2 separate regions of the Homo sapiens genome follow, and region 2 is linked to region 1. A link is a loop called in an ENCODE intact Hi-C map of the cell type or tissue named here. Cell type or tissue: heart left ventricle. All regions are shown on one strand. Links, peaks and the distances in the headings refer to the core of each region. The heading gives the core; the rest is flanking DNA. Region 1 holds the start of LOC105377850 (a long non-coding RNA gene). Region 2 holds the start of SDHAF4 (succinate dehydrogenase complex assembly factor 4).

What was found. Hi-C counts contacts between places; a loop is a spot of excess contacts. Peaks named below come from ENCODE experiments on the same cell type or tissue, not always from the same donor. Only the 100,000 strongest peaks of a DNase experiment are listed, where the experiment ranks them.
Region 2: it touches region 1 in a loop (2.7-fold over the local background); 5 of 110 quality-filtered maps call a loop at or near these places.

What each region holds. Positions count from the first base shown.
Region 1 is chr6:70,875,624-70,891,107 of GRCh38, reverse strand. The region is part of intron 2 of B3GAT2 (beta-1,3-glucuronyltransferase 2); the gene reads left to right. It overlaps LOC105377850 (a long non-coding RNA gene), which reads right to left and starts at 4,966. Exons shown (of 5, transcript XR_001744196.2): 1 at 4,924-4,966; 2 at 2,893-2,956. In heart left ventricle, for the core only: a CTCF peak has its summit at 6,550 (motif pointing right); a DNase peak (open chromatin) is centred at 6,607.
Region 2 is chr6:70,560,081-70,575,564 of GRCh38, reverse strand. SDHAF4 (succinate dehydrogenase complex assembly factor 4) reads right to left here and starts at 8,635. Exons shown (of 3, transcript NM_145267.3): 1 at 8,561-8,635. The coding sequence starts at 8,624. It overlaps FAM135A (family with sequence similarity 135 member A), which reads right to left. Exons shown (of 22, transcript NM_001162529.3): 22 at 14,391-15,484. RefSeq lists a silencer at 8,288-8,347. In heart left ventricle, for the core only: no CTCF peak of the experiment used is centred there; a DNase peak (open chromatin) is centred at 8,674; H3K4me3 peaks cover 1,421 bases; H3K27ac peaks cover 531 bases.

The sequences.
Region 1 (15,484 bases), core at 2,816-10,815:
AAAGGTTTTAGCTCTGTTTTGAAGGGAGGCAGTTAATTTCAAGTGACAGACTCACTTCAGCCACTTCCAGGGAGGTGTCAGTAAGAACGACTGCTTGAAAGAACTGAGCTTAAATCAATCTTCACCCTCACCAGGAGGTGTAGATTTGTTCAAGTTGAGAACTTAAAACAGATATTTATTAGGAATTTTCAACATTGGCATGTGCCTTATTATTAATTCTAGGATGTGGCCCGTGGGACACGGTGCTCCATTAATGACAGTATATGCAGTTCCCAGTTGAGTTGCTGGCACACAGTAGGTACTTTATTCTGCTAAAAACACAACTAGGTGTACTGCAATTAGATTCTGACACCACCTGGAGTTGGTGCAGACCCCACAGGTTAGAGGGCACAGTCTCCAACAAGACTGCCCTTATTTCACATGCCCCCCACGCGCTGGAGAGTCCCAGGCCACCTGCACTTCTGATCAACTGACTACACTGGATGTTTCCCACAATCTCCTCAGGTTTGCTAATTTGCTAGAATGACTCACAGAACTCAGGAGAGTGCTGTAATTATACAAATTATCATTGTAATCAGTGTTATAAAGAATACAAGTCAGGACCAGCCAAATGAAGTGACACACAGGCCAGCAGAGCCAGGTGGAAGGAGCAGGCTGGGAGCATACAGGTCTTCTGTGCCTTTTCCTCATACAGGTGAAGTCTAGGAAAGCTTAGTTTTCTGGTCTGGAGTCCTGTGGACCAGGGTGTGTCGAAGCCCTGGGGATGGATGTGCTCCCACAGGGAGACTCTGTGGCAGCCTCGGATTGCATCCTGGGGGCAGGCATTTAAAGTGACTGCAGGGGGGGAGCCAGGGAAAGAGACAAGGCCCAGCAAGAGGGTGTTAGGGTGGACAGTGGCGAGGTCACTGGAGAGAAGGGGTGGATGAATGATGAATTCCGTTATTGGATGTGGGAAGAGGAGGACCCTTGGTGAGTATGGGAGAAAGACCGCTGGAAGCAGAATGGTCTGAGCAAAGTTAGGTTTCTGGACGGGCATGGTAGCTAACACCTATAATCTCGGCACTTTGGGAGGCTGAGGCAGGTGAATCACCTGAGGTCAGGAGTTCAAGACCAGCCTGGCCAACATGGTGAAACCCCGTCTCTACTACAAATACAAAAATTAGCTGGGCGTGGTGGCAAATGCCTATAATCCCAGCTACTCAGGAGGCTGAGACATGAGAATCACTTGAACCAGGAGGTGGAGGTTGCAGTGAGCCGAGATTGCACCTCTGCACTCCAGCCTGGGAGACACAGGGAGACTGTTTCAAAAAAAAAAAAAAAATTAGGTTTCTAATGGAGCAGAGGGGGAGAGATTTGATCTGGGAAAGGCTTGGGGAGGTTCTGTCTTGGCTGGACAGGGATTTGAAAGGATGTTGTGATGATGAGTGGCCAGGAGGTATGGGTTAGGAAGAGGAAGGGTGCAATGGCCACTGAGGTCCCCTCCAACTCGAGGGTTGTGTGATTTTGACAAGTTCTGATTCTAAGGACTGAGGTTGTGTAAGGCGGTGCACCTGGTTATACTTGTCTTCTGTCGGCAGCCAACTCCTCCTCGCCTACGGCCTATCACCAGCTTTCCAGCTGGTGGTAGTTTCTATTCAATGGAGGCTTAAAAGCCCTGACTTTTGTGGCGAGTGGGTGGACAGTGGGGGTGGGGAGCATGACTAGGAGGCAGGAGGGCCAGGAGACAACTCTTAAGAAATGCGGCAGCAAATGAGTAGGAAAGACAGATGGTGGCAGTTTCAAGGGGTATAACAGCTTTTTCCTCTTTCTTTAATGATGGAGGGGGAGAAATTGAAGTTTTAAGAAGTGATAAGTGTTGAAAGTCCCAAAGGAGAGGAAATGAGGGGAGATCAAGACCTTAGATGGACAGGTTCACCTAGATAGAGTCACCTCTGACTCCCAGAAAAAAGGTGAGATAAGTAAGGAAGCCAAGGGCTGGGAAGGTGGAGGGGCCAGTTGTTGGAATTGACCGTCCGCCAAATGTTAATAGAGGGAGAAGTGACATTTGGCTGAATTCCACACACACTGAATGTAGCAGCCCCTCGCCTCAAGGAGTTTTGTATCTAGCAGAGAGAGAATGTCTACAAGAGCATGGCAGATACATCGTGGGGTCGAAAATGAGTACAAGTGGAATGATTGGGGGTTACATTTAAAGAGAAAACCACAGCCACTGGGGGAGTTTCGGGAAAGGTCTTGGGAAGAGGTGACATCTGAGAGGCACCTTCCGTGCTAGGCCCAGGCCAGGGTAGGGAGGGATCATGGGCAGGGTGTGTTTTTGGAACAAGTTATCCCAGGGTATGTGTAGCTCTTGGGAAGGGCAAGCTGGGGTCAGATAGTGAGGACTGAGTGCTAAGATGAGAAGTTTTTCTTCATTTCTGTGGACATTGGAGAGTCTGACATTTTTCAAGTAGGGGACTGATGTGATTAGAAATACAGTTTGAGAACCACATGTTGGCAGTGTGGGATGAATGGGGGAGGAGGGCTGGGCCTGGAGGCTCAGGCAGCCATCTGGGTAATGAGCCCGTAGCGGGCTGGGAGGTGAGAGGAGGTCTTAAATACCACAGCTATTGGGGACTTATAAAATTTTAACAGCCTTTTCAGATTATACTCTAAATCAGCAGACACTTAGATCTTTTTAACACCTTTTTCTGTTGTATGGTATGGTGATAAATGATGTATTAAATTTAAGTTTGGTTAATTTTAATTGGTGTAATTTGTATTATCCTTTGAGTCGTAATTTATGTGTAGAAAATACAGTGATGTTGGGTAATTAAAACATTCTTTTAACCAGAACACCTATTTTGTGTAAAATAGGAGTCTGCATATTAGGAAAAAAAAAAAAAATCACATCACCTGACTGAAGTTTTCAAGCTCAGGATTCACTGTGGGTGTGTTGTCCCAGTGGAGGGTGTCGAGGCTGAAAGTGAGGAAGACAGTGATCACGCCTGGCTGGGCCTCCTGTATCCATACCTGCCCTCTCCCGTGTCCACTCCACCTCGAAGCAGGAGGAATCTTTCAGGAATGCAAACCAGATTCTTGGCAGTCCCTTGCTCATAGCTCTTCAGGGGCTACTCATGCTCTTGGAATAAACAATTCCTTGTCACTGGCACCTGCCAGGCCCTGCCCGGCCCACCCCTGCCCACCTTACTATTCTTGTTCCCCTCTACTCAATCTTTGCGGGCAGAGATCACTTCCTCCAGCACATTCTACCCTTCCCTTTGGGGCCTGCACTGATGCCCCTGCCTGGAAATGCTCCTTCCTCGTTCAGCCCTACTCATCCTTCAAATCTCAGCTTAAAGGCTGCCTTCTTGGGGAAGGTTTTGCTGATGCTTCAATTAAGATAGCTCCTCCCGTGTTATAATGTGCTGTTCTCTCAGCCTCCCATACCTCTGCACCTTGTCACAGTGGTTGTACATCTCTCATTATAATTGTTGAGGCTCCGCCACCCCGACTCCCAGAATGCATCCTTCCTGTAGGCAGAAGCCGGACTATCCTGCCCTCCACTCCTTGCCCAATCCCAGCCCCAGGTTTCCCCTAGCCCCAGCCTGTGAGTGGGGCTGAGTGACGGCACTATCCCAGAGCAGCTGTCCCCGCTACAAGTTTACCAGGCAAACCTTTAAAAAATTATTATAAATGATGACCATGAAACTGGAGGGGGTCGAGGGATCACTCTGGGCAGGTTGCTGAAGGCTGCTTTCTGTGGGCTCTCTGCAGGGACGTGGGAATGACAGTTATTCTGGGTCTCCTTCATCTCAATGTTTGTCAACAAGGAATTTTGCCTGGGTTAATTTATTTGGCAGACCTTTTCTCAGTAGATAATGCTGTGATCAGCTTCAGCCCAGCCCGGATCAGATGATCATCAAAGCCAAATGAGCAGTCAAAATTAATGACGTTTTGCTTTGCTTCATGAATATAAATACTGCAAGAAAATGGAGGGAATTGTCTTCCTGCCACTTTGGAGTCATTCGTGATTTAAGTGTGCTGTTTTCCATGCATGAATGTTTTCTATGAGAACTATAAAGTTACTGAATCTTCTCAGTAGAGTGACTTGATGTGTCATGTGGTACCTTTTAGTGCAGGATCTAGGGACCAGCTTGGGACTTTGTCCTTGGGTTGGTACAGTGTGATTGTCACCGGGAGAGGACTGCAGCTGCCAGGGGGTGGTAATTCTGTCCCAACAACTTATAGAACCACAGGGACAGGTGGCAGAGTGTTGGGGCAATAGGCAGCCTGCCACTCAGTTTTTAATCTATTTCTAGAACATGGTGCAGTCTAGAGACTTGCAGGGATTTGATGCCCACAGTACTGTGTCTGGTCCTGTCTGCATGTGCTGTGGCCAGGGCTGTGCTGGGTAGAGGTGGGCGTGTGGGGCAAGGAGCACATGTGCATCTGTGTGCTCATACTCAGGGTGCTTGCTCTGGAGCAGCTGGTAGTGGGGTCAGGTGGGGTGGACGTGGAGAGGGAGGGCTCTGCAGAGGCCTTTCAGGGCTGAAGGGGAAGTGGGGAGACGGGTTTCCAGGCCTCTGTCCACCTCAATTCTAGCAGCTCTGCATTTACATATTGGAGATCCCCTCAAGATTTCAATGGAATAAAACATTCATTCCAGGACTAAAAATTTTGAAAACCTGAAGTTTTCCTTTCTATCAGGATGTCCAGCAGACTCAATAATTATATATTGTTTGCTTAGCATTTACCAAGCATCAGGCATTTGGAAGCATTCTGTGTTCTTTCTTCATGAATCCTCACTTAGCTGTGCAAGGGATATGCTAGTTTTATTATCCCCACTTACATATAAGGAGCCCGAGGCCTAGGTATGCTAAGTGAGTTGTCTGGGATTCAGAGTCAGGTCAGTGTGTCTACAGAGATGGTCTCCAACTCACCCACCTACAGCCAAGTCACTGAGTTCTTGGTCTCTGAGCCTGCAGAACAGTTTCTTGGTTTCTTCATCTGCAGAACAGGGAAAATGAAATTTTTCACAAAATCAGACATCACGTGCAAAGCAGCCAGGAGTAGAACATTGTAGACACTTGGTGAATGTCACTCTTAACCAAGAAACAAGACTGTGCCTTTGGGTTCAGCTGGCTCACACATTTATTTTGATGAATTAGGTCAGTGTTTTGTTTGATTATCACAGTGGTGAGGTCCATGCAGGTAGCTGTAGGGTGGAAGAATCACTCATCCTTGGGTCCTGCTCTGACACATACAGGCTGTGCAGCCTGAAGATCTAGGGGAATATCTGTTTCTTCCTAATACCTGTAGATTAGGGATCATTGCTTCTTCCTAATACCTGTAGATTAGGGATCATTGCACCAGCTTTCTGGGTTGTGTTGAGGTTGAAGTAAAACGAATACATACAGAAGTTCCTGCTGTTCTGTGAATATTTGAATCTGCACCCACTTGTAGCTTTGTGAGATCACTCTTAACGGTAGTATTTAAGAACATTTGAACTCCGCTGTGGGCTCATGATGAACTTCATTTCTCTTCTGGCGGGTGGACCTGTGCTCATTATCATTCAATGAATTGGCTCAGCATGCAGGATGGCATGCTGAGATAAACGCTAGCCCTTACTTTAGATTAAATACCCCCAAAAGAGAGTGATCAACAGGAGAAAATCGAAGCCAAAAAAGATCATTAAAGAGTTGTTTAGGAGCAGATACGTGTTCATTGTTAAAATTTCCCAGCTGAAAATCTAAACAAACAGCACTTGAGCTTTCAGAAGAAAATGCCATTTGTAACATTGAGATTTGCAAGGCATTTGGTGCCATGTGAGTGCCGCTTGCCCCTGTAGGTGAGTCTATGTAGACCACGAGACAAGTATTCAATATGCAAATTCCTGATGGCACATAGGGAAGGATTTAAAAGAATGATTCTCATGCTTTCTAATCAAGTCACAAGGGGGCAAATGTCCTTTTTCACCACCTCGACTTTCCTAAGAGTCCCTAGGAGAGCATCTGTAGGTAATAGTTTTCATCTAGAATCTGTTAAATAGGTATTATTTATTTTACTCATGTAAATAGTTAGGATTAAGGGTTGTTGCCCTGCACTGCTAACGTGGGGGCCGGGGTGCAGACCACTTCTCTCTTTGGCATGCAGGTTGTTTGCTGTGACTACTACACATTTTTCTGCACTGGCTTCAGAAGTTAAGCCTTGCAGGCATTCTTCCTGGGCTCCCTGAGCAGCTGTAATCACCCTGACCCCAAACACTCTGCACATCAGTTCACCTCAATTTTAAATCCCTCAGGCCAACCGCTGTGGTCAGTCGGCATTGCCCTAAGCTGATGGGCCTGATTAAACCAAGAGTGGCACACACTGCCCTCCAGCCTAGGATATGCAATGTCACTTTTCTTCTCACGTTTGCCTAGCTAATTTCCAGTTACTCTTCCAGACTCATTGATGAGGCAGGAATCGCTTTTTCTGGGAAGTTTTTCCTGATTTTCCATCACACGTGGATGCCCCTTTCTACCTTTTCCCCTAGAATCCTTGGCTTATGCAGTTATGAATATTTCCACAAGGTGGCGCTCATGTCAGTGTCCTCCCTGCCCCTGGCCGCCTTGCTAGCCCGGGAGTACACTAGGAGGGCGCTCGGGTCTGCCTGCATCTCCAGGCCGGGCACAGTCTCTGATGGTAATAGCTTGAACAAATGTTTGCTGAATTCATGAATTTTAACATGTTTTCCTTTTCTAGTGTAAGGATTATCAAAATTAAGATTTAAAGCTTCTCGCTTCTGAGACAACATTGCCATTATTTAATGGTGGAGGTGTAAAGGGGGATGCCGAGCTGTATACTCCAGAGCTCTCTGAGGAGGGTCTAATTCAGCGGGTCTCCCCATGGCTTCGCATCAAAATGGCAAGGGGCTTTGAAAAAACACCCACACTTGAGCTCCACCTAGGAGCAAAGAGACCATATAGTCTCTGAGGGTGAGGCCTGGTATTTGTGTGGTTGCGGGTTTTTTTTGTTTTTTTTTTTTTTTTTTGAGTCTTGAGGTGATCCCGAAGTGCACCCAGGAGTAAGAGAGGCGGGCGAAAGTGATCAGAAGCGACTCCTATTTCCTTCCTGTGGCTCGTTATCGTCTCTCAGTGGTCACAGTCCTTTCCCAGGCCACCCCCTGTGTCCATCTCAGGTGGGATAACCTCATGACAGAGTTTGGGAACGCTCAATAGAGTCACTTCCATAGAAAATACGTCTTCCATTGCTCAAGCAAGAAGAGAATTTGAGCATAGGACAGGAATATTTTAATCATAATAACTGAAAAACACCAGCAACAATATAAACAAAAAGATTGCCTGTATTCATTGGGAATGCAAGTTTTATCTGTGTTTTGATTGTGGTGAAATATACGTAACATAAAATTTACCATTTTAACCATTTTGAAGTGGACAGTTCAGTGGTATTCAATTCATTCACATTGTTGTGCAACCATAACCACTGTCCAACTCCACACCTTTTCCATCACTGAACCAAAATTCTATGCTCACTAAACAATAACTCCTGACTTGCCCCTCCCCTCAGCCCCTGGTTACCACAATTCTACTTTCTGTCTCGATTAATTAGACTATTCTAGGTACCTCATATAAGTGGAATCATATTTGTCCCTTTTTTTTTTTTTTTGCTTATTGAGCATAATATCTTTAAGGTTCATTCATATTATATTATGTATCAGAATTTCATTCCTTTTTAAGGCTACTAATATTCCATTGTTACGTATAGTCCACATTTCGTTTATCCATGCATACAGCCATGGACGTTTGGGTTGTTTCCACCTTTTGGCTACTGTGAATAATGTTGCTATAAACATTGGTGCACAGATATCTGTTCGAGTCCCTGCTTTAGATTCTTTTGGATGTCCAAAGTAGAACTGTTGGATCACAGGTAATTTTTTGTTTGAATTTTTTGAAGAATCACCATACTATTTTCTACAGCAGCTGCATCATTTTACACTCTCCACAGCAATGCAGGAAGGTTCCAGATTCTCCATATCCTCACTAATACTTATTTGCTTCTGTTTTGTTGTATTAGTTTTTTTAATAATAGCCACCTAATGGGGATGAAGTGGTATCTCATTCTGGTTTTGATTTGCACTTCATGTGCTTCGTGGCCATTTGTACTTCCTTCTTAGAGAAATGTCTATTCAAGTCCTTTATACATTTCTATAAAATGTTTATGTATTTATTTGACTTCACCAACAGAAATGGATTTTCTCACAGTTCTGGAGGCTGGAGGTCCAAGGTCAGGGTGTCAGCATGTGAGTTCCCTTGAGGCCTCTCCTTGCTCACAGATGGCCTTTCCTCTGCGGCATGCATTCTCCACTCTCTCCTCTTTTTATATCAGTCATATTGGACTTTGCCCATTTTTGAATTGAGTTGTTTGGTTTATTCTTGCTGAGCTGTAGAAATTCTTTATATTTTGGGTATTAATCCTTTATCAGATATGCTATTTACAAATATTTTTCCCATTCTATGGGTTACCTTTCCCACTCTGTTAATACTGTTCTTTAATGCACTAATGCTTTAGTTTTGGAAGAAGTCTAGTTTATCTATTTGATTTATTTATTTTTATTTTTTATTTTTTGAGATGTAGTCTCGCTCTGTCCCCCAGGCTGGAGTGCAGTGGCATGATCTCGGCTCACTGCAAGCTCTACCTCCCGGGTTCACACTTTTCTCCTGCCTCAGCCTCCTGAGTAGCTGGGACTACAGGCACCCGCCACCATGCCCAGCTAATTTTTTGTATTTTTAGTAGAGACGGGGTTTCACCATGTTAGCCAGTATGGTCTGGATCTCCTGACCTCGTGATCTGCCCGCCTTAACCTCCCAAAGTGCTGGGATTACAGGTGTGAGCCACCACACCCAGCGTACCTATTTGATCTTTTGTCGTCTGTGCTTTTGGTGTCATATCTAAGAAGTCACTGCTGAATCCAATCTCATGAAGCTTTCCTCGTTGTCTTCCAAGAGTTTTATAGTTTGAGTTCTTTAGCTTTAGTCTGCTGTTAGAGAAAGAATAACAAACCTTCATTTATCCAGAATGGTTGAGGGTTGGGGGCAGAGTATGGTCTTTTTTATAATTAACTGTAATAAATTTTACCATTTCTACATTCCTCCATCCATTAAAAAGATCAGGATTAGAAAGTAGGAAAATATCTAAAACCATGCTGGAAAACAGAAAAGGACATGTACAATGAAGCTTCTGGGAGAAATGTGAGGCTAAGTTTGGATGGACAGACAGACAGAGGAGGGGGATCATATGAGAAGTAAGAGGATGGTGTCCTCATGGGAGCCCCTGGACACCCCTATTCTCAGAGTGCAGAGATCCAGTGGGCTGAAGGGGGCCGTGCCTCAGACACATGCCATCAAGCCCCTACACAGCTTCCTCGCATGGCAGAGAATGCCCCCACATCAGGTGGGGGTTGTGTGGTAAGCTCCTGGTTCTGCCTGACTTCTGGGCAGTTTCCTCCCATTAACATGGAGGGAAAGGCTCTATCACAGCCCACTGGTGAAGCCGCCTCTGAAGTGTTGAGTTTCCCTGAGTAACTCCCTGGTTTTTCTGTGGAAACCGCTCAAAGTGGCCACAGGTGTACCTAAAATAAAGCCTCTCACAATTGCTAACAAAGACCAATACAAGCCATCAATGCTGTTCAGCCTTGACTTCTGTTTGCAAATATGAGTAGATAATTAAAAAAAGTAAACCAAGACACAGGAGTTCCCACTGAAAGAGTATAGGAATCAAGAGAGGGCTTTTAAAATTTCTAGAGTTCATTCTCAGATTTTAAAAGATGTGGCATCATAAAACAAGAGCCAGCAGCTGTGAGGAAAGAGTCATTGGAGAGCAAGGATTCCTGTAAATAAAAGGCATGACTGCTGGAATAACCTCATGTGAGAGGGTGACAGCATCGAGGCTCTAAGTGTCAGTGATACTGTTAGGGTTGCAATGCAGAGGAGTGGATCCCAAAGCCCTCCTGGAAGAATCCTCCAGGAATTCTTCCAAAATAGGAGCAAAAGTACAAAGAAATAGAAATGTCAGTGGAAGGAGACTTATAAATCCAGCATGTTCAGTAAGAGTTTCAGAATTAGAAAATAACTATATATGAAATATCAAGAAAGAAACAGGGCTGGTTGTGGTGGCTCACATCTGTAATCCCAGCACTTTGGAAGGCGAAGGCAGGAGAATCGTTTGAGGCCAGGAGTTTGAGACCACCAGCCTGGCCAACATGGTAAAACCCCATCTCTACTAAAAATATAAAAATTGGCTGGGCATGGTGGTGCACGCCTGTGATCCCAGTTACTCGGGAGGCTGAGGCAGGAGGATTGTTTGAACCCGGGAGGCAGAGGTTACAGTGAGCTGAGATCATCCCACTGCACTCCAGCCTGGGTGACAGAGCAAGACTCACAGAGCAAGACTCTGTTTCAAAAAAAAAAAAAAATTAGCCAGCTGTGGTGGTGCACGCTGTAGTCCTAGCTACTTGGGAGGCTCAGCCAGAAGGATCACTTGAGCCCAGGGGATTCGAGGCTATAGTCATGCCACTGCACTCCAGCCTGGGTGACAGAGTGAGACTCTGTCTCTAAAAATCAGAAAGAAACAGGATACAAGTTCCTATAATACTTGAGTTTTGAGAGTGATTCCATTGCCAGGTTTGAATTTGGGCTCTGCTACTTCCTCAGAGTAAGCTTTTAAGCAAGTTACTTAGCCTCTCTGTGCCTCCATTTCTTCATTTGTAAATTATGGTAGTAATAGTATCTACCTAGTGGGGTCACTGTGAGGATTAAGCAGGTTAATACAGACAGAGCACCTAGGACAAGGCCTGGTTCACTGTGAATGTTTCCTAAAATGTAGCTGCTGTTAAGCCAACCGTCACTGCCACCACTACTCTTAGTTCTTAGAATGTACAGGTATGCGGCTGCCCTGTGAAAGCTTCACAGTCGGTCCGGTTTACCACTCCAGTCTCTCTCTCTACCTCCTCTGCCGCATTGCCACCTCCACCCCCACCCCCACCCCCACGCCCCGTCATCTCTTACCTGGACCAGCAGTAACCTCCTAACTAGCTCCACAGCTTCATTTCTTATCCCCAATAATATGCTCCCTGACCCGTTAGGCTCCAGGTTAAAACATTTCTGCAGCTCCCCTTGCACTTCGTTTCTCCATGGCCTCCCAGGCCCTGCATGGTTGGGCATCCCCACCCCCGAGCCTCGCTCAAGTTATTTTCCTTGTGTTCTCTGTGCACTCAGCTTCAGTGGCTTGCTGTCCCATCTCACAATCCCGCCATCACGTGTACTTGTCTCTGCCTGGAAGGCTCTTTCCTCAACCCACCTGCCTCTCCCACACCATCCTTCAGAGTCCAGCTTAATCATCCTTGGTCCACCCTGGAGGGTCAGATTTCTTCACATAGCACCCGCACCCTTCCTTCATAGCACTCACCACCGTGTGTGCACCTGCACTATTAGCCAACATTCCACCTCCCTGACAAGCCTGCACCTGGGCTATAATGACTCTAAGATGCAGATCATGACTGATTTTGCTTACCACCTTCTCCCCAGTCCCTGGCAGTTTGCCTGGTATGTATGTTTTTGTTGAATGAATGAATGAATGAATGAATGAATCCTAAGTTTAGAACAACTGTGCCAGGATTTAATAATAAAACAATCCCAAGGGTATTCACAGGGGGTCAGGGGGAAAACTGCTTCTCTATGAAGGAGGGAAAAATCAGACTAGCATCAGGTTTTTTTCTGTAACACTGAATGATACAGAATAATGGAGAAAGGTGTTTAGAGTTCTGAAGAAAAGAAATGGATCCTAGGATTTTTTGTACCCCGTGAAATCATTATGTCTGTGTGAGGGCAAAAGAGACATTTCAAATATTTTTCTCAAAAAACAAACAACAACAACAACAAAAACAAAGTCACTTAAGGAAAGCGCTTTAGCCAAAGTGAATTAGAATAAGAAACTAAAAAATAGGAAGATTGCTGTACCAGATAAAGTAGTAAGCAACAAAAGTGGCAATTTTAACAATTAAAAGTGGATAGTAACTAACATGACTGTGAAGTTTAAAGCTGTTTGTTGGAATCTGGAAATAGGAGAAGCAAAGTGAAAATGAAGTTTTCAAATAAAAACGTTGGTATATTTCAATGCCTGCTGGTGACGGAGAGGATAGGAAATGGGAGAATAGGTGCCCACTAGCAGATGTAGTCTCATTCAAAAAGGTAAGGGGGAGGGGGGGCAGAGAGAGGCTTTAATTCATGATGATAAGAGAAATATCAGTTCCTTAAAAGCTCCTTAAACAGTTAAAAATATTTTAAATAAGGAATTTTAAAGGTAACCACAGTAGAATACATATAAAACAAAACCTTTTCAACAATTAGAGGAAGAAGAGAAACCAAAATGAATTCAAAAAGAAGAAGGGAAAAAAGCAAAAAAAAAAAAGTATGTAATGCACCTAAGATAAAACCAAACATGATAACCACACTAAGTGTGAAAAAAATTAAATTGCTCTAAATAAAACACAGCAGCAAAGCTATATCTCATATAAAAGACATGTAAAAATGTGATGGAGATGGACAATAAAGAGATAAACTATAGTATCCTAAGGAAGGACAGACAACAAAAGAGCAGGAGTGTTCACATTCGTGTTGAACAAGGCAGAAGTCAAGGACAAAAATATTGAATGAGAAGGAGAGGAACATTTTGTATTGACGGAAACTATGTATACTACAAAAGTACAGCATTCATCAGCCATTGTGTATGAGTTATCAATGAGTCCAAAAACTAAAGGCAGACATAGATAAAAATAGAAAATTTGACAAAACCATAATCATAGTAGACATGTTTAACACACTTATCTAAATCTGACAGATTTAAGTAGACAAAAGGCTGTAGAAAATGGAATATATAAAAAACTTGATCTAATAATTATATATAAAACACTGTACTCAATAGACACAGAATATACCTTTATTTCAAGTGTTCATGAAACATTTATAAAAATTGAAACTGTATCAGGCCATAAAACCTTAAAAAAGTGCTTGTATAGGCTCAAAGCACTACACTAGAAACTAACAAATAATAAATTACATAATAATGATAATTAAAAAGTGGAGTTAGATCTGTTGACAAGTAGATGACCAGAGGTAAACTGACAGCAGGGCTGGAGAAGCATGGATGGTTTGATCCTTGCTCAGAAGCCTGGTCCCTGGCCAGTCTCTCCCTGTGCTTCCCCATCAGCATTTGCAGGGAGGAACACAGGATTACAAAGGTCATGGCTGGCTTATGGAAACACAAGCTGAAATTGAATCTCAGGTATCTATGCCTTTGTACCTTAGGACAGTGTGTTTTACCCACAGTTCTTTTTAAAGTGGGGAAGCGTGGACAGTCTTACAGGCAGGTGCCTTGAGCAGCTCCACCCCCGCCGCCACCACATTCATGTCAGTCTTGGCCTGAACATATCTTCAGGCTACACCAAGGTTCAAAGCCAATGTAAGGTAAGATTTGGCTACAGGATTTTGCATGCAGAAACCATCAGCGCTGTTAGAAGCCCCTTTGAAGGAGTGAGAAGGAGAAAAACCTGTACAGAGGAGAGCGTACAGGTTACTCTAGGTACTTAAGACCAGGACTTGATGGTAAGAGAGCCTACAGGAAATGTCCAGGAAGAACCCATAGCTCTGCAGAAGAGGCAGAGGGTCGGGGGAAAACTGCCTGGCCATGGAGTGAGAGTTGGACCACCCCAATCCTGCTCCTTCTCTTTTGTGTCTTGGGTGAAAGAGTGAAATGCCTTCCAGGTTCTGATGTAAGCTCCTTCTTTGTCCCAGTGTCCAGGCCTGCACTGGTGACCTTCTCCAGCACTCTCTGTACCTGTGCTGAACACCCCCGGTGGGGCCCATCTGTCTGCTCTTACCTGAACCATCTAGTGCAGCAGACACTTTGCTGGTCTCTCTACCTCAGGCAGTTACCATACTGCTGCCAGAGAAATTTTCCTAAAATTGACTTTTGATTACAATCTGGAGCCAAGGTTGCCTGCCACAGAGTAGGGTGCAGAGTCCTGGGCACAAGCAACTTGACAGCCTTGTCACCCATCATTGCTGCTCCAGCCTAAGACTTGGCCTCACAGGTCTCCCTTCCTCTACATGGATGCTTCAAAGTCCCTCTCAGATTTCAGTGTCTCCAAAGCCCTTACTCATTCTAGTCAGATAGCATTTGCTTCTCCAACTCCTGTGCTCCCAAAGCTCTCTACTTACACCTTTTATAGCATCTGTGGCACAGCTGTGCCCATATCTGTTCTTCTAATTAAACTAGGAGTTGCCAGAGGGCAGAGACCACATTCAGTATTGTGTTACCAATACTGAAAACCAGCAATGGGCCCCTAAAGAGCTTCTGAATGAGTGAATAATATCAAAAGGAAGATGAAAAATGAAAGATAACATCCTTTAGATTGGTGAATAAGAATGCTCTTTTTTAATGATTATGCTTAACAAAGAATGCTTACTATGTTTCCAGGTAAATATTTGTTTACATATATTCATTTAAGATTTACAATAACCGTATAAGATGATAGCTATCTGCATTTTACATTTGTGTAAACCAAGGCACAGAACAGTGAAAGTACCTTCCTGAGTCACTTTAATAGTAGATGGCAGAGTAAGGATTTGAATTCAAGCCCTCCAAGTTACAAGCCTTTACTCAACTACCGTCCTTCCCCGCCACACTATTTCATTAAAATAGGTCTTTAGGAAACTCTGAAGATTTCCAGTCAGAAACCAACATAGCTTCCATGTGAAACTAGGAGGTGATGTAATAGCTTCATTAGTGAATCCCTGAAGAGCTACCATTTAAAAAATTATTTCACTAGGATTGGGGAATAAGTACCTTCTTCACCATGCTCTGCTATATTTTCTGGGTTGGACTAGAGTGGCTTAGTTTGACCAATTCAGTAGTACCATGGCCTCTTACCCAGGCCATGTCAAGCATGTTGACTCTGCCATGCCCAGCATATACAAGTAAACTCTGAAGGGTTTATTTCCCATCAGAGTCTTTTTGGTTCTAAACTTCAGTGTTAGTTGTGCCCACTAAAAAATAATTCATGGATATTTTCCGTATTCAGTTAATTAAACCCCTTTATATTATGTTTGGTTATTAGGATCAGATTTTCCATCCTTGCTCAGCATCCTGATTGTTTCCTTAGAAGATTCAGTTTTCTATGATGGTTTTTTCAGAGTAGAGATTTAAATGAATTGTTTATAGATTAAATAAAGAACACTTCTTGGAAATGCAGAGTGTTTCACTTTTTTCCATGGAAAATAATGACTGCTAAATACCTTTTGAGGAATTTTTAAAATTAGACTTTTACTTAAGTTTCACCTTGAAGCAATTATAAAGTTTCAGTCAGTAGTCAGCAGATTAACAGACCTGTTTAACAACCAAGGCATGCTTTTTCATTCTTCTTCCACACCAGAAGAAAATAATTCTA
Region 2 (15,484 bases), core at 4,675-12,674, 320 kb after region 1:
TAAATAATGATAAACTGAAGACAGTCCAGTGAGGTGAACACAAAGTGAAATGGCTACACTTATTGCGTCTTTTTTTTTTTTTTTGAACAGAGACAAAAAAAAATTAGCCACCACACACAGCTAAGTTTTTGTATTTTCAGTAGACACGGGATTTCACCATGTTGACCAGGAGGGTCCTTTTTTTTTTCAGACAGAGTCTCACTCTGTCCCCCAGGCTGGAGTGCAGTGGCACGATCTCAGCTCATCGCAACCTCCACTTCCAGGGTTCAAGTGATTCTTGTGCCTCAGCCTCCCGAGTAGATGGGATTACAGGCACCCACCAATACGCTGAGCTAATTTTTGTATTTTTAATAGAGATAGGGTTTCGCCATGTTGGCCAGGCTTGTATCGAACTCCTGACCTCAAGTGATCTGCCTGCTTTGGTCTCCCAAAGTATTGCGATTACAGGCATAAGCCATGGTGCAAAGCCTTCTTGTGTCTTTCTTGCCTAGATCGTAGGATACAGAGCTTTCAGGACAGCAGGGAGATGACAGTCTCTTAAACTCAAGCTAAACAGAAAGCGCAGGAGAAGCCAGGACTCAGGGAGGCTCACATACTGAGAAAAGAAAGTGAACTGGAAGATTTTTGTTGTTTTTTGAAACAAGGGTCTTGCTCTGTTGCCCAGTCTTGAGTGTAGTGGCAGAATCATGGCTCACAGTAGTCTTGATCTCCTGGACTCAAACCATCTTCCTGCCTCAGCCTCCTCAGCAGCTGGGACTACAGCCACACAACACCATGCCCAGCTAATTTTATTTTTTGTAGAGATGGGGGTCTCACTATGTTGCCCAGGCTGGTCTTAAACTCCTGAACTCAAGTGATCCTCTTGCCTCCCAAAGTGCTGGGATTATGGGTGTGAGCCACCGCACCCAGCTGAAAGATTTAAAACATAGATAAAAACCACCTGGGGGATTTTGTTAAAATGCAGATTCTGAGTAGTTCTAGGTGGGACTTGTGATTCTTGCATTTTTAACAAGCTCCCAGGTGATGCTTATGATGCTGTTCCAAATAGCAAGGAACTAGAAGAAAGACAGTTAAGGAAGAAAAAGTATCTACTTTAACCTTGGTTCTGAGTGAAGATGTGAAAAAAAGAAGCCCCTCTGAGATTCTGAAGCCACTGACTGACCCACACCCGTGTTTAGGCCTAACTACACACTAGCTGCATCTTCCAAAAATCCCTAAGCATCTTTTTTTTTTTTCTTTTTTTTTGAGATGGAGGCTTGCTCTGTCACCCAGGCTGGAGTGCAGTGGTGTGATCTCAGCTCACTGCAACCTCCACCTCCCGGGATCAAGCGATTCTCCTGCCTCAGCCTCCCAATAGCTGGGATTACAGGCATGTGCCACCATGCCCAGTTAATTTTTGTATTTTTAGTAGAGATGGGGTTTCACCATGTAGGCCAGGCTGGTCTTGAACACCTGACCTCAGGTGACCCACCCGCCTTGGCCTCCCAAAGTGCTGGGATTACAGGCATGAGCCACCGTGCCCAGCCAGCCTAATCATTTTTCATCATCTCTTTTTGCTTAATTACTTTTGGCTTTGCAAGTTTTTTTTAGGCTGGGCACAGTGGCTCACACCTATAATTCCAGCACTTTGGGAGGCCAAATTAGGAAGATTACTTGAGGTCAGGAGTTCCAGACCAGCCTAGCCAATAAGGTGGAACCCCATCTCTACCAAAAATACAAAAAATTAGCTGGGCGTGGTGGTGGGCACCTGTAATCCCAGCTACTTGGGAGGCTGAGGCAAGACAATCGCTTGAACCAGGGCAGCAGAGGTTGCAGTGAGTGAGATCACGCCACTACACTCCAGCCAGGGCAACAGAGCAAGACTCTGTATAAAAAATAAAAAAAAAATAAAAAAAAGAAAAGAAAAGAAAAGAAAAAGAAAAATTAGGCCAAAAAAAAGAAAGAAAAACACGGAAATTCAGAAATAACAAACCTAAAACTCAATAAAAAGGCCAAATAGCTGGCCGGGCATTGTGGCTCACACCTGTAATCCTAGCAATTTGGGAGGCTGAGGCAGGTGGATCACCTGAGGTCAGGGGTTCAAGACCAGCCAGGCCAATCTGGTGAAACTGCGTCTCTACTTGAAATACAAAAATTAGCTGGGTGTGGTGGAGGGTGCCTGTAATCCCAGCTACTCAGGAGGCTGAGGCAGGAGAATCACTTGAACCCAGGAGGCAGAGTTTGCAGTGAGCCAAGACTGTGCCACTGCACTCCAGCCTGGGCGACAGAGTGAGATTCCGTCTCAAAAAAAAAAAAAAAAAGGCCAAATAGCAGAATAAATACAATTGAAAAGAGAATTTATAATCTGGAATAAAGTTGCAAAGAAATTATACAGAAAAACGCATAGAGACAAATGAATAAAAATAATGAAAGATTAGCTGGGCATGACTGCATGACGGTGGTGCCTATAGTCTTAGCTACTTGGCAGAAGGCTGAGGCGGGAGTATGGCTTGTGTCCTGGAGATCAAGGGTGTAATGAGCTATGACTGCACTACTGCTCTCTATCCTGGTGACAGGACAAGACTCTGTCTCTCAGAAAAAAGAAAAAAGTGTTCCCAGAAGTAAAGTGGGAGATAAGAATACAGAGAAAATGCTTTAACATACTGACTATACAAAAGTCTTTATGTTTATCAAAATCAAAATCTTTATAGGTTTTATCAAAATCAAAATCCCACCCAAAACACACATACCTGTGCATGCATGTGCACACACACACAGACCCACGAGTCTGAACAGAGGAATGTAATTTTATCAGTAATTATAAGGGTAAAGAGACTATTAGTCTGCAAAACAACAAAAACCCCCATACAAACAAACCGGAAACAAGCCATATGCTGTTTATGTGAGATGCACCATTTGCATGTTTAAAAAAAAAACCACGGAAAATGGAAAAATAAGATAATAAGAAAAAAATGAATAAAAACATAATTTACAATGTAAAAATAACTTTCAATATAGTCTTCATTTTTTAATTGATAAATATTATATACATTTATGGTGTACAGCATGTTTTCAAATATGTATATATTGTGAAATAGCTAAATCAAGCTAATATATGCCTTAACTCACATATCTATTATTTGTGATGAGAAAATTTAAAATCTACTTTCAGCAATTTTCAAGTATACAATACACTGATATTAACTATAGTCACCATGTTGTACAATAAATATCCTTTGCATAACTTATAACAAAGAAGATCAACAATAAACAAAGGTTGGTGCTCTGAAAAGACTGAAAGTGTTCCAGCCTGGCCAACATGGTGAAACCTCGTCTCTACTAAAAACACAAAAATTAGCCAGACATGGTGGTGCACGCCTGTAATTCCAGCTATGAGGCTGAGGCAGGAGAATCACTAGAACCCGGGAGGTGGAGGTTGCAGTGAGCCAAGATCGCACCACTGCGCTCCAGCCTGGGCGACAGAGCAAGACTTTGTCTCAAAAAAAAAAAAAAAAAAAAAAAAAAAAGACAAAAAAAGACTGAAAGTGTTGTAAAAGCTTTGGTAAGGCTACTATAAAAAAACAAGAGAAAGCAAAATAGATAATATGAGAAAAAGAGAGTACATATTATATGGAGAGCAGAAAATTTTAAAAAAATACCAGAAACTTTATGCCTATATATTGAAACAATACAAAATGGAAACCTTTCCAGAAAAAGTTAACTTACCAAAACTGACTTAAGAGGAAACCTGATAAATATAATAATAACCATTATAGAAGTTAAACAAGTAATTTAAAGTCTTCCCTCGAAGAGAAGAACAGGTCTAGACAGTTTTGCAGGTGAGTTGTAACAAACCCTCAAGGAACAAATAATTCCAATCTTAAACAAAATCTAACAAAGAAGGGAAAAGAGTGAGTAGAATCCCCAGTACATTATATGAGGCTAGAATAACCTTAATATTAAAACCAGGGAAGGCTGGGCGCGGTGGCTCACACCTGTAATGCCAGCACTTTGGGAGGCCAAGGCAGGCATATCACGAGGTCAGAAGTTTGAGATCAGCCTGGCCAATATGGTGAAACCCTGTCTCTACTAAAAATACAAAAATTAGCTGGGAGTGGTGGCGTGTGCCTGTAATCCCAGCTACTCCGGAGGCTGAGGCAGAAGAATAACTTGAACCCGGGAGGCAGGGGTTTCAGTGTATAATAGAAGAAAATTACAGGCCAATTTCTAAACAAAATATAAGCACAACAAATACAACATTATATTTAAAAATATAATCACTATGATCCTTTGGAATATTTTCTAGGAATGCAAGTGATTCACTATCAGAAAAATCTGTAATTTACCACCTCAACAGATTAAAGCAGAAAATGATAAACACCTCAGTAAGACGAAGAACACCTCAGTAAGACAAAGAAAAATCAATTAAGTAAACTTCAAGATTTATTCATCATTAAAAAACAAATACAAATACATAAACAAAAACAAAACAAAATCCCAAAACTCTACATAGAAACAGACTTCCTTAACCCAAAAAGGGTATAACTGTAGCTAATACCATATTTTTTTTTTCATGTTCCATGAAATTTTATTTCACAAAGGCTTGGACTCTGAAGACCCACAGTTATGGATCATTAAATCCTGTAAGTAAATGTAAATCCAAAATAAAGAGTTTTAACAAAAACATAAGACGGAGATTTTTTGGTTTAAAAGAACAGAATTATTTGGGAGATAGCTAGAACTCTTCCCTGAGGATTCGTTTATAAAACATGCCTTAGAAGTTATTAGGAGATGGTGACTTAAAAAAAAATGTAGCAATTTTATCTAAATGACTGCAATATCACACCTTAATGATAAAAAGAAATGCATTCCCTTTATAATCATAAACAAGATAAGTATGCTTGCTGTCAACACTTCTAGTCAACATGGTGCTGGAAATCTGAGCAAAGAAAGAAAAAAGATATAAGGATTAGACAGGGAGGGTGGTGGGGGGCACGGTGGCTCTCGCCTGTAATCCCAGGACTTTGAGAGGCCGAGGCTCTCAAGGATCACTTGGCTAACATGGCAAAACCCCATCTCTAAAAAAAATATAAAAATTAGCCGGGCATGGTGGTGCACACCAGTAATCCCAGCTACTCGGGAGGCTGAGGCAGGAGAATCACTTGATTTCGGGAGGTGGAGGTTGCAGTGAGCAGAGATTGCGCCACTGCACTCCAGCCTGGGTGACAGAGCAAGACCCTTTCTCAAAAAAAAGGATTAGACAGGGAGAAACTAGACTGTCACCATTTGCAGATGATATGAATGGCTATGCAGCAAAGTCCCCAAAATCTGCAAAGTAAATTATTTAAATTAATAAGGTAATTTAGATACAAAATCATTAAGCATCATGTTTCTGTACATAAACAACAGTCAGAAAATAGTAAGATTTATAACAAAGTTATGGCTATAATTATCAAGACAGGTAGTATCAGCACAGGAATAGACAAATAGGTCAATGGGACTGAGAAAAGAGCCAAGAAATAAACGTATGCCTATATGTATAAGTAAACTTGATTTATGATGGCTCGCATTATATCAGTAGGGGAAAGGTCCTATAAATACATGAACCTGGGACAAGTGTTTGATATGAAAAAAAATGAAAACTGGTTTCCTGCCTCACACCATATACAAACCATCAATTCCTGGTAGAATAAAGGCTTAAATGTGAAAAGCAAAACTATAAACCTTTGAGAAGAAAATATAAGAGATTATGTCCATGACTTTAGGGTACAGAAGGGTTTCTTAGACAAGACCACAAGGCAGTCACAATAAACAAAAGGATCAAGACAAAATTTTATAGATAAAATTATAAACATCTGTTTATTAAGATACCTTTTATATTGAAGCTGCATGATTACACATGCAGACCCGTTATTCTATTCTGCCTAGCAGTGACAGAAACAAACCACAAATTGAGGTATTTGACACTTACGTAACTAAAAAAGGTTTAGCATACAAATATATGTAAAGAATATAAATAAGAAGCAATCTGTTAAGAAAAAAGGCCGGGCGTGGCAGCTCACGCCTGTAATCCCAACACTTCGGTAGGCCGAGGCTGATAGATCACCTGAGTTCATGGCAAAACCCTGTCTCTACCAAAAATACAAAAAATTATCTGGGTGTGGTGGTGGGCGCCTGTAATACCAGCTACTTGGGAGGCTGAGGCAGGAGAATCGTTTGAACTCAGGAGGCAGATGTTGCAGTGAGCTGAGATCTCGCCATTGCACTCCAGCCTGGGCAACAAGAGTGAAACTCCGTCTCAAAAACAAAGAAAGAAAAAAGAGGCCGGGTGCGGTGGCTCACGCCTGTAATCCCAGCACTTTGGGAGGCCGAGACGGGCGGATCACGAGGTCAGGAGATCGAGACCATCCTGGCTAACACGGTGAAACCCCGTCTCTACTAAAAATACAAAAATTAGCCGGGCGTGGTGGCGCGCGCCTGTAGTCCCAGCTACACGGGAGGCTGAGGCAGGAGAATGGCGTGAACCCAGGAGGCGGAGCTTGCAGTGAGTCGAGATCGCGCCACTGCACTCCAGCCCGGGCGACAGAGCGAAACTCCGCCTCAAAAAAAAAAAAAAAAAAAAAGAAAAAAGAAAGAGGTATTTCACAAAAAGTGAATATTTGAAAAGATGTTTTACTTCTTTAATCAGAGAAAAGCAAAATCACAATGAGGTGTCATTTCATTTCCCTGTAGGCAGCCAAAAATTAAAACCTAAGGCAAAATTAAGTTTCGGCAAGTTTGTGGAACAACAGAACTCCAATACACTGCTGGTAGAAGTGAAAATTGCTATAGAATTAGAAAATGCCGTTACACCTTGGCATTATATTGTAACAATGAAAAGACCTATAACATACTCCAGGAATTCTACTCCTTCCACTAATGCACAAATAAGGTACACAAGAATGTGTAGCACCCAATCCTAGTGTTTCTGGAATTACCCAAATGTCCTTTGAGAAGGGCACTGGAAAATGCATCATATGTTCACACAGTTGAATGAATAACTACAACCTCATGCGTCAATGTGACTCAATCACAAAACACAGCGTTATCTGAAAAAAAATCAACAATATGAAAACATTTCTATAAAGATTAAAAACACCATTGCACAGTTGTATCAGGAAGCAGCAAATAGAGACCTCCTTGGCAATAGAGACTATTTCTTAAATTGGAGTATAAGTTCATAGATGCTGGTTGTGCTTCATAGCTTACATGACTGCTACATAGCTTACATGTGTGCTACGTGTGTGTGTGTGTATACATATATATATATGGAATAATTCATAATTGTTTAAAACTAGTTAAAGGGGGATGTTGAATGAACCCTACAAAATTTTAACGTTATTACCTTGAGGTTTGGATAATGTAGGACTTTCACTTTCTGTATTATTCATTTCTGGACTATTTAAAACTTATACAATTAAGTAAAATGTTTGTATTTGGGTAAAATGATTGCACAAAGGAAAACAAATTGCATAGAAATCTGGCACCATTTGAGGGCAATAATTACTGTTTTCAACTTACATAACTTCTCCAGGTGTCATATATTAAAATTATGTTTTGCGGACCGGGCGCGGTGGCTCACGCCTGTAATCCCAGCACTTTGGGAGGCCGAGGCGAGCGGATCACAAGGTCAGGAGATCGAGACCATCCTGGCTAACACGGTGAAACCCCGTCTCTACTAAAAATACAAAAAATTAGTCAGGCACGGTGGCGGGCGCCTGTAGTCCCAGCTACTCAGGAGGCTGAGGCAGGAGAATGGCGTGAACCTGGGAGGCAGAGCTTGCAGTGAGCCGAGATTGCGCCACTGCACTCCAGCCTGAGGGACAGAGCGAGACTCCATCTCAAAATAAATAAACAAATAAATAAATAAATAAATAAAATTATGTTTTGCATAGTCTGGGCTGCTAACTGTATTATCTTGAGAAAAATTTCCAACAACAATGGGTTTAAAAATGTTGGTTTTACTGAAAGCATGAATGCTTTTTCTGTACTGACAATTCCTGGCTTCATCTAATTTACGTTATACTTATTTGCCTTTGGCTCACTTCTGCACTTTTCCCATTTTTAAAAGATAAACTGTAAACTGCCACAAATCCTTTTCTGCTGGAGCCTGGACCAGGAGCGCGGATTCCTGTAAATAATGATGTAAATAAATAAGTAAATCAATGACTCCCATTCCCAAAGGGCCTTCTTTTCCATTTTTCTCTGGGGCATCGAAGTGCGGTGTGCCCTGCGAGCTCCCACAGGAACAACCCGGAACGTTTGTGGTCCTGTTGGGCCACCGCGTGCTCGGTAGGAAGCGGACGTCCCGGGGGCTGAAAGGGCCTTAGCGATTTTCTCGCTCTAGTCCCACCCGAGACCCGGGGCGCTGCAGGAACCTGCCCAGGCCACCGGGTGGGCGGCTGGGCGGGAGAAGCTGGGCAGCCCCTGGCAACACCGAACGGCCAGGACACACGCGGCTTCCTCCGCGGGAGGCGCTTCTCTCTGCGCCTGGGCCTTCACGACCCCTCCCGCGACCGTGGCCCCGAGGCCAGGTGCTTACTTGCCGCTCTCCACGCCGTGGCCGAGACCCAGCTAAGCAACCAGGGAAGCCTCGATGGGGTCATGGCGCCGACTCCCCGAGCCTCCGCGCAGGCGCAAAGCAGTAGTGGGAGGAGCAGGGGGCATGATCCGGAGCCTCCCTGCAGAGGGCGGGGCCTCCGTGGCCGGCTTTAGAAAAGGAGTTAGAGGCATCCCTGGGCTCTTTGGCCAAGAGAGACCCAGGCTACCTTGAGCCCGGTGTTAAAACGCCAAATCGTGGCTGCAGTTAGAAGAGGGAATAATTCCGTTCCGTTCATGCTTGTCAGTCTGAGCCGAAATGGCCCGTGGAAGATCCCTTTTATAGTTTACAAAGATTGAGCACCTTTTACTCTCTCACTCATGTAAAATGCTTCTTTTACCTAATTCTCCCTGTTTTGTGTTTTAAATCTTTGTTCAGTCAGCTCCTAGTTCGTCCATTCTGACCGACTAACCAGATGATATGAAAGGCGACATTTTTGAATGAGGTGCAAAGCAAGAAAAGGCTCTCCATCCAGGCCAGGATCCAGTGCAATGAGCTCTGCCCCTTAACCCTTACATCCCACCAGCTCTGATAGCGTTGAGTGGATGTGGCAGACCTGGATGCTTTGTGCAACTCGTGGAAATATTTACAGAATCATAGTGAAGGCCCCCAGAATTCTGGAATTTTGTCTTTTCTTTTAAAGAAAAGTTTCTGGCTAGCTATTGCGCCTTGGTAGTGTCTGACCATGTGACATCAAGTGGTTATACGATCGAAGCTTCTTATCATGAACTGAGAATTATCTGGTTCTCCTAGATAAGGAGATCCTTTTACGAAGAGAAAGTGGGCCGGGCAAGGTGGCTCACTCCTGTAATCCGAACACTTTGGGAGGCCGAGGCGGGTAGATTACCTGAGGTCAGGAGTTCGAGACCAGCCTGGCCAACACTCTACTAAAAATACAAAAATTAGCCGGGCGAGGTGGCACATTCCTGTAATCCCAGCTACTTGGGAGGCTGAGGTAGAAGAATCGCTTGAACTCGGGAGGCGGAGATTGCAGTGAGCAGAGATCACGCCACTGCACGCCAGCCTTGGAGACAGAGCAAAACTCCATCTCAAAAACAGAAAAAGAAAAAAGAGAGAAAGTGGGATACACAGAACTGGGCCAAAGTCAAAACGGAAACAGTTTTCATTTGTAGGGAGCTCACAGTCCTAATATCATGCTTTTGACCTTTAGCTTATATCTACAGTTTAATAATGAATTCCTTGTGACTAGCTGACTGAGGAAAAAATTCAAAGTCGGATGATGGCTTTGCTCAATAAACTGGCCCAGCTGGCAACTGACTGCTTTTCATATTTAGAGCCCCACTTAACAGAGGCCCTGAAGGAACAGAACAGGGAAAAAAAATTATTTCCAGCATGCATAATTTAGCTTATTTATGTATTTTATGTTTTTACAGGCACATGTCACCACACCTGGCTGATTTTTCTATTTTTAGTAGAGACAGGGTTTCGCCATGTTGACCAGGCTGGTTTCAAACTCCTGGCCTCAAGGGATCCACCCCTCTCAGCTTCCCAAAGTGCTGGGATTACAGGTGTGAGCCACTGTGCCTGGCCAGAATTTAGCTTATCTTGTATGCTTTGCCTAAAAAGAGACATGGCTTGAGATAAAAATCGACATTTCATAGGCAGTGACTGGTTTGTCAAGTGGCTGGGAACTGGGAATGTAAAAGTTTTGGACTGGGTCTTTGGAATAGGACCTCTCAAAGTGGTCCCAAAGCATGAAAACATTTGGGTCCTATTGAACGTTAAAAAAAAAAAAAAAAAAAAGAGCTTCCATTGCAGAAGGGCTCTTAATCAGAACAAGATTATTAGTTATCTATTGCTGCCTCACAAATTATCCCAAAATTTATTGGCTTAAAGCAATAAACAGTTATTCTCTCACAGTTTTTGTGGATCAGTAACCTAGAAGCCAGAGTGACTGTGGTTCTGGGTCCTAAATGAGGTTGCAGCCAAGCTGTTGGCTGAAGTCCCAGTCTCGTATAAATGCACAACTAAGGGAAGATCTGCTTCCAAGCTCATTCACATGATTATTGGCAAGATTTGGTTCCTTGTGGACTTTGGACTGGAAACCTTCTCAGTTATTTGTTAAGTGGGCTTCTCCAAAGGCTATCTTGCAACATGGCAGCTGGCTTTCCACAGGACAAATGAACTAAGGAGCAAGAAAGACCACTCAAAATGGAAGCCCTGAACTTCTGTAATCTCATTTCGGTAGCGACATCCCACCACTTCCACTGTATCCTATTATTAGGTCCCGGCCACTCTCAAAAGGGGATTACACAAGGGCTGCAACAGTGACCCATTCTGTGGACATCAATTACTCAGCCTCCTTCCCCCACAACAGGTGTGGACTCAGTAACAAGGTAGCCACGGTGGCAAGAATGGAGACATACATGTACTTTTAACACCGTCTTTCTTCTGCCATGACTGATTGGCTACTACCACTACTCGCCAACTGCAGTGACCAACTTGATCCCATGATACACTTTTATGTGGTCTGGGTGGCAGGTCTGATTACAATGAAATCCTACTGTTATGAAGGAGGTTGCAATTTGTTCTTACAGGAAGAGACAATTATTCTGCATTTAGATTGTTTTCCCTGATTTATGCTTATTATATACTTCACCTGTGGACTTACTGAATACCTTAACACACTACTCCATATTTAATACAATATCATATACAACATTGCTTCTTACCGAAGAACTCATTTTCTTGTGAAAGATGTAAAGCAGGGGACTAATGCCTGCAGGATTCACAGTCTTATATATTCCATCATCCAAAAGCAACCGATTTTATGGAATGACGGACAGCCTTATTGAAGGTTGTTTTGGAACGAGGTGAGAAAATACACTTTGGGATACTGCCCTAAAGGATTTGTCATATTTTCCAAATGAGTCAACGGTATTTGGTGATATATCTTCTGTTGACAGAATAACAGAGATCAAAGAGTAGAAAAGGGTCTGACTTCTTACTATTGCATATGACTTACTGATATAAAATATATTTTGCTTTCCATTGTAGTAGAGAAGAGACAAGCTCCGAAGGCCCCTGAACATGCCTGTATATTATTACTGAGTGTGCCAGACTGCAAGCCGTATCCATCTCCTGATGCTAAGCAGTTTCTGTAGTTAGTCATATAGGCACCTAAGTAGGTCAAGGCAATCACAGCATTACTACCATTTAACTGCTGCTCCCTGGGGGAGAGAGACTAGCTTGTTTGTTGTTTGCTCAAAAACTGCTTGATTCTTGATCCTGGATTCTTCTGTAATGCAACCCCCCATGTGCACAGACGTCATCCGGCCCTCTGCATCACACTGTGGGAATTGGGCTACGGGAACTGATGCAAATATGCGGACACTCTGGCTTCTATTTTGCTGTAATAAAGCTGTTTTGTCTTTTGTCCAGGAGTATCCTGTCATCATCCATGAAACTGCAGCAACCTAGCCTGTAACCTTGCAAGTAGGATAAAATCTCAGACCCTTCACTACTCTTGCTAGCCATCTCTGAGTCCAGGTTCTGTTGGTATAGCAATTTTTGTGCCCAGCTGGAATTGCCACCCAGCCATTTTGACCTCATTCCTCTAGGTAAGGTTAGAGAAAGTGGTGATGGTGCTAGCTGGAGTGATTGGCCCTGATGACCATGGAGAAAAGAGAGTAGGGAGAACAGTATAACCAGAAGTCAGGGGGGTCTCCTGGAATCCCTCCTCACAATACCATGTTTTTATATTTTATTTTAAAAAATACCATGCTGAATGGTAACATTTACATATAAGACTATTACAACCATATATAGGCAAGACCACCCACACCTCAGATCCTCTGTCATCCACTGGATACATAAATCTGATCAGCAGAGGTGCTGCTTGAACATAAAGAAAACAGAAAATAGTTGGCAGTGGTGAGAAGTCATAACCATCTAGATTCACGACCACTGACAGGACTAAGTACTGTATTTGCGACGTGTTATTAGAGAAATTTGGGACATAAAACATGCTGCTGCTTTTACACTATCCTGAAAATTCTGATTCAGGTGGTCCGTAATAAGGTCCTAGAATGTGTATTTTTAAAGTAGTCTAGGTAATTCTTGGCACGGACATTGCAAAGCCCTGCTCTATTTTGTTTTCTTCCTCACTGGCTCATGCATGTTTATAAAATTTTCTCTTATTTCATATGTATATATATATTTGAGTTGGGGGGTCTCCCTGTCGCCCAGGCTGAAGTGCAGTAACTCACTGCAACCTTGAACTCCTGGACTCAAGTGATCCTCCCACCTCAGTCTTCCAAGTAGCTGGGACTACAGGTGCATGCCACCAGGCTCACTTAAATTATTTTCTAGAGATGGGGTCTTGCTATGTTGCCCAGGCTGGTCTTGAATTCCTAGCTCAAGTGATCCTCTCACCTCAGCCTCCCAAAGTGCTGGGATTACAGTCATAAGCCACCACGCCCAGCTTCTTTCCTATTATACTGTTATTATGTATAGGGGTGGTGGTTAGGTCACAATTTTGTCTATGAGTTGCACACTATTGAGATGAGATTATTACAGAATCAGAGAACATCACACTGAGGTCCTGGACTTAAAACTGGATGAGGGATAGTAGTACTATGTCAGAAAGATGCATTTTAAATGTGTAAATATGGAGAGAATTATGCTTGCAGATGTTGGGAAGACAAAAAGATGGACTATATTACACCTGATGTGTTTTTATATTTGGTGCTGTCATCAAACCCATTTCATATGTTTGGTTAACCTTGGTAGAATAAAGGGTCCCATTTTCTACTGTGGAAACTAACGAGGTCAGATACATCTGCTGTCTTTGATGCCTGACAGCCCAAGCACTGGCACAAGACTTAAACTTGGTCAGTTGGACATTCTACTACGCTTTGAATCTGAAGTGATAAAACAAGTACTTGAAATCCAGTTTCCAGGGTCATCCTGGCTAGAGAAGAATACAGTCATTTAGCTCTGAGGTCATCAGAACTTGGCTATGCTTTTGGTCATCTACTTTCCTTTGGCTTCTATTTGTTTTCCAAACCTGGCTCTCTAGCCTTTCCATCAATTCTGTGAGCTACCTGATCCTCCTCCAATAAATTCTTTTTCTGTTTAGGTTGATCATAATTTTTTTTGTTGTTTGCAACCAAGAACTCTTACTGGTATACTTCAATGAGATTCATTCTCTAAAGTAAGAGTCAATAATACCATTTCAGATCATTGTTTCCTCTCTCCCCCATAACTGTACCCCATCTCCCACAATCTGAATTTGGAGGTGAATAGTGTGTGGTGGTTTCCCAGATAAATCAAGTAAGTTAAATTTGTTAGATTTTAAACCATGAACACAGATGTGCTTTTAGAACTGTATTAAAATAACCAAAAACTAATCAATCAACTATGATAAGAGCAATTTCCACTCAAATACTATTTATATGATTGAGTCCTTTGATAAACCTGAAAATTATCCAAACTTTGAATATGCACATTTCAAACTCAGAGCCAAGATATAGGAATATAAAAAATGTGCTTGGCAAAAATATGTGGTGGCTAATTAATATATTTACATTTTCTAGTTATAATGCACTTGGGATATTAGTTTATAAAAATTTTGAGTACTTTCTAAAAAGTAAATAATTATCAATAGCAATCAAAATTATTTTAACTATAATAATATATACAAAAGATATAAAAATACAAAGGCTACAAGTTATATAATTAGGCTGGTCTATGTTATAAATAAAATATATATACCTCTAGTATTCAGAGAATAAGCAAAGGATTACAAGGGTTGTAGCTGTTCCTCCAGATAGCCATTTGTTCATTTATTAACACCAGAGGCAATAACAACGCTAAAAATAAACATGCATCAATTGTACAATAAATACTTACAAAAACCTCTGTCTGTCACAATTAGTGAGTGCAAACAGAACTTCTACCCAACCTTAGTGCATTTTTATTTTCACAAGTAAAACAGAAAAGGAAAATAGTGAATTTAATGCTATTCAGCACCTTTAGTAAAGTCAAAAGACTCAACATCTCCATATATCAAAAACATTTGCATCTGTATCACCAAACATGTAAAGTTAATTATTTTGTTCCATCTTTAACATGAATTATTTTATTTACATTACTTTTTAGTTCAATAAATTTTAACAATATTTAAAAATTATCTAAATTCATAAAAGTATTTCATAAATTTCAACATTTAATTATTATGTACATATAAGGAAGTCCATGAAAAAAGTTAAAAGAAAATGTAGTCATAAAGTTCAAGCAACATTACCAATTTAGCAAAAATTCCAACCAAATCAAGGCAGAGGGCATTCAAACATTCAAAAATCTTTATCTGCTGCCAACATGTACAGGAACATTTCCAGTAATAAAAGTCAGTATGAGAAATAATGTTGAAATCACCAGTAGAAAATATATTTTAATAGGCATGAAATATGTTTAAGCAACAGTAATGACTTTATAGAAAACTTGTATTACACTGTTTTATATGAACTACCTGGTTTGATTGTATGATAAAGTTGTATTTTAGAACTACAGAAGTTGATTTCAAAAAATATATTGTAGCAGCCATAATTTTATTTCCAGTTAAAACACAGTAAAATGTGAAAAGAAAAATTTATAATTAACTAAATAATACCCCCAGTATTAGAAAATTTTAAATCCCATGCTATTCTAGCAATAATGGTCTCTAATATAATGTAGTCTGATGTAAGAATTGTGGAAAGCCAATAATAAACAATCAGACACAGGTATGGGCTTAAAGTTTCACTGAAATACTTAGGTAGCAAAATATATGAAAAAGTAATAGAAAAGTAAAAAGATAAAATTAAAAAAATATTGCACAGCCACATTACCTAGAAAGTAAAGTTG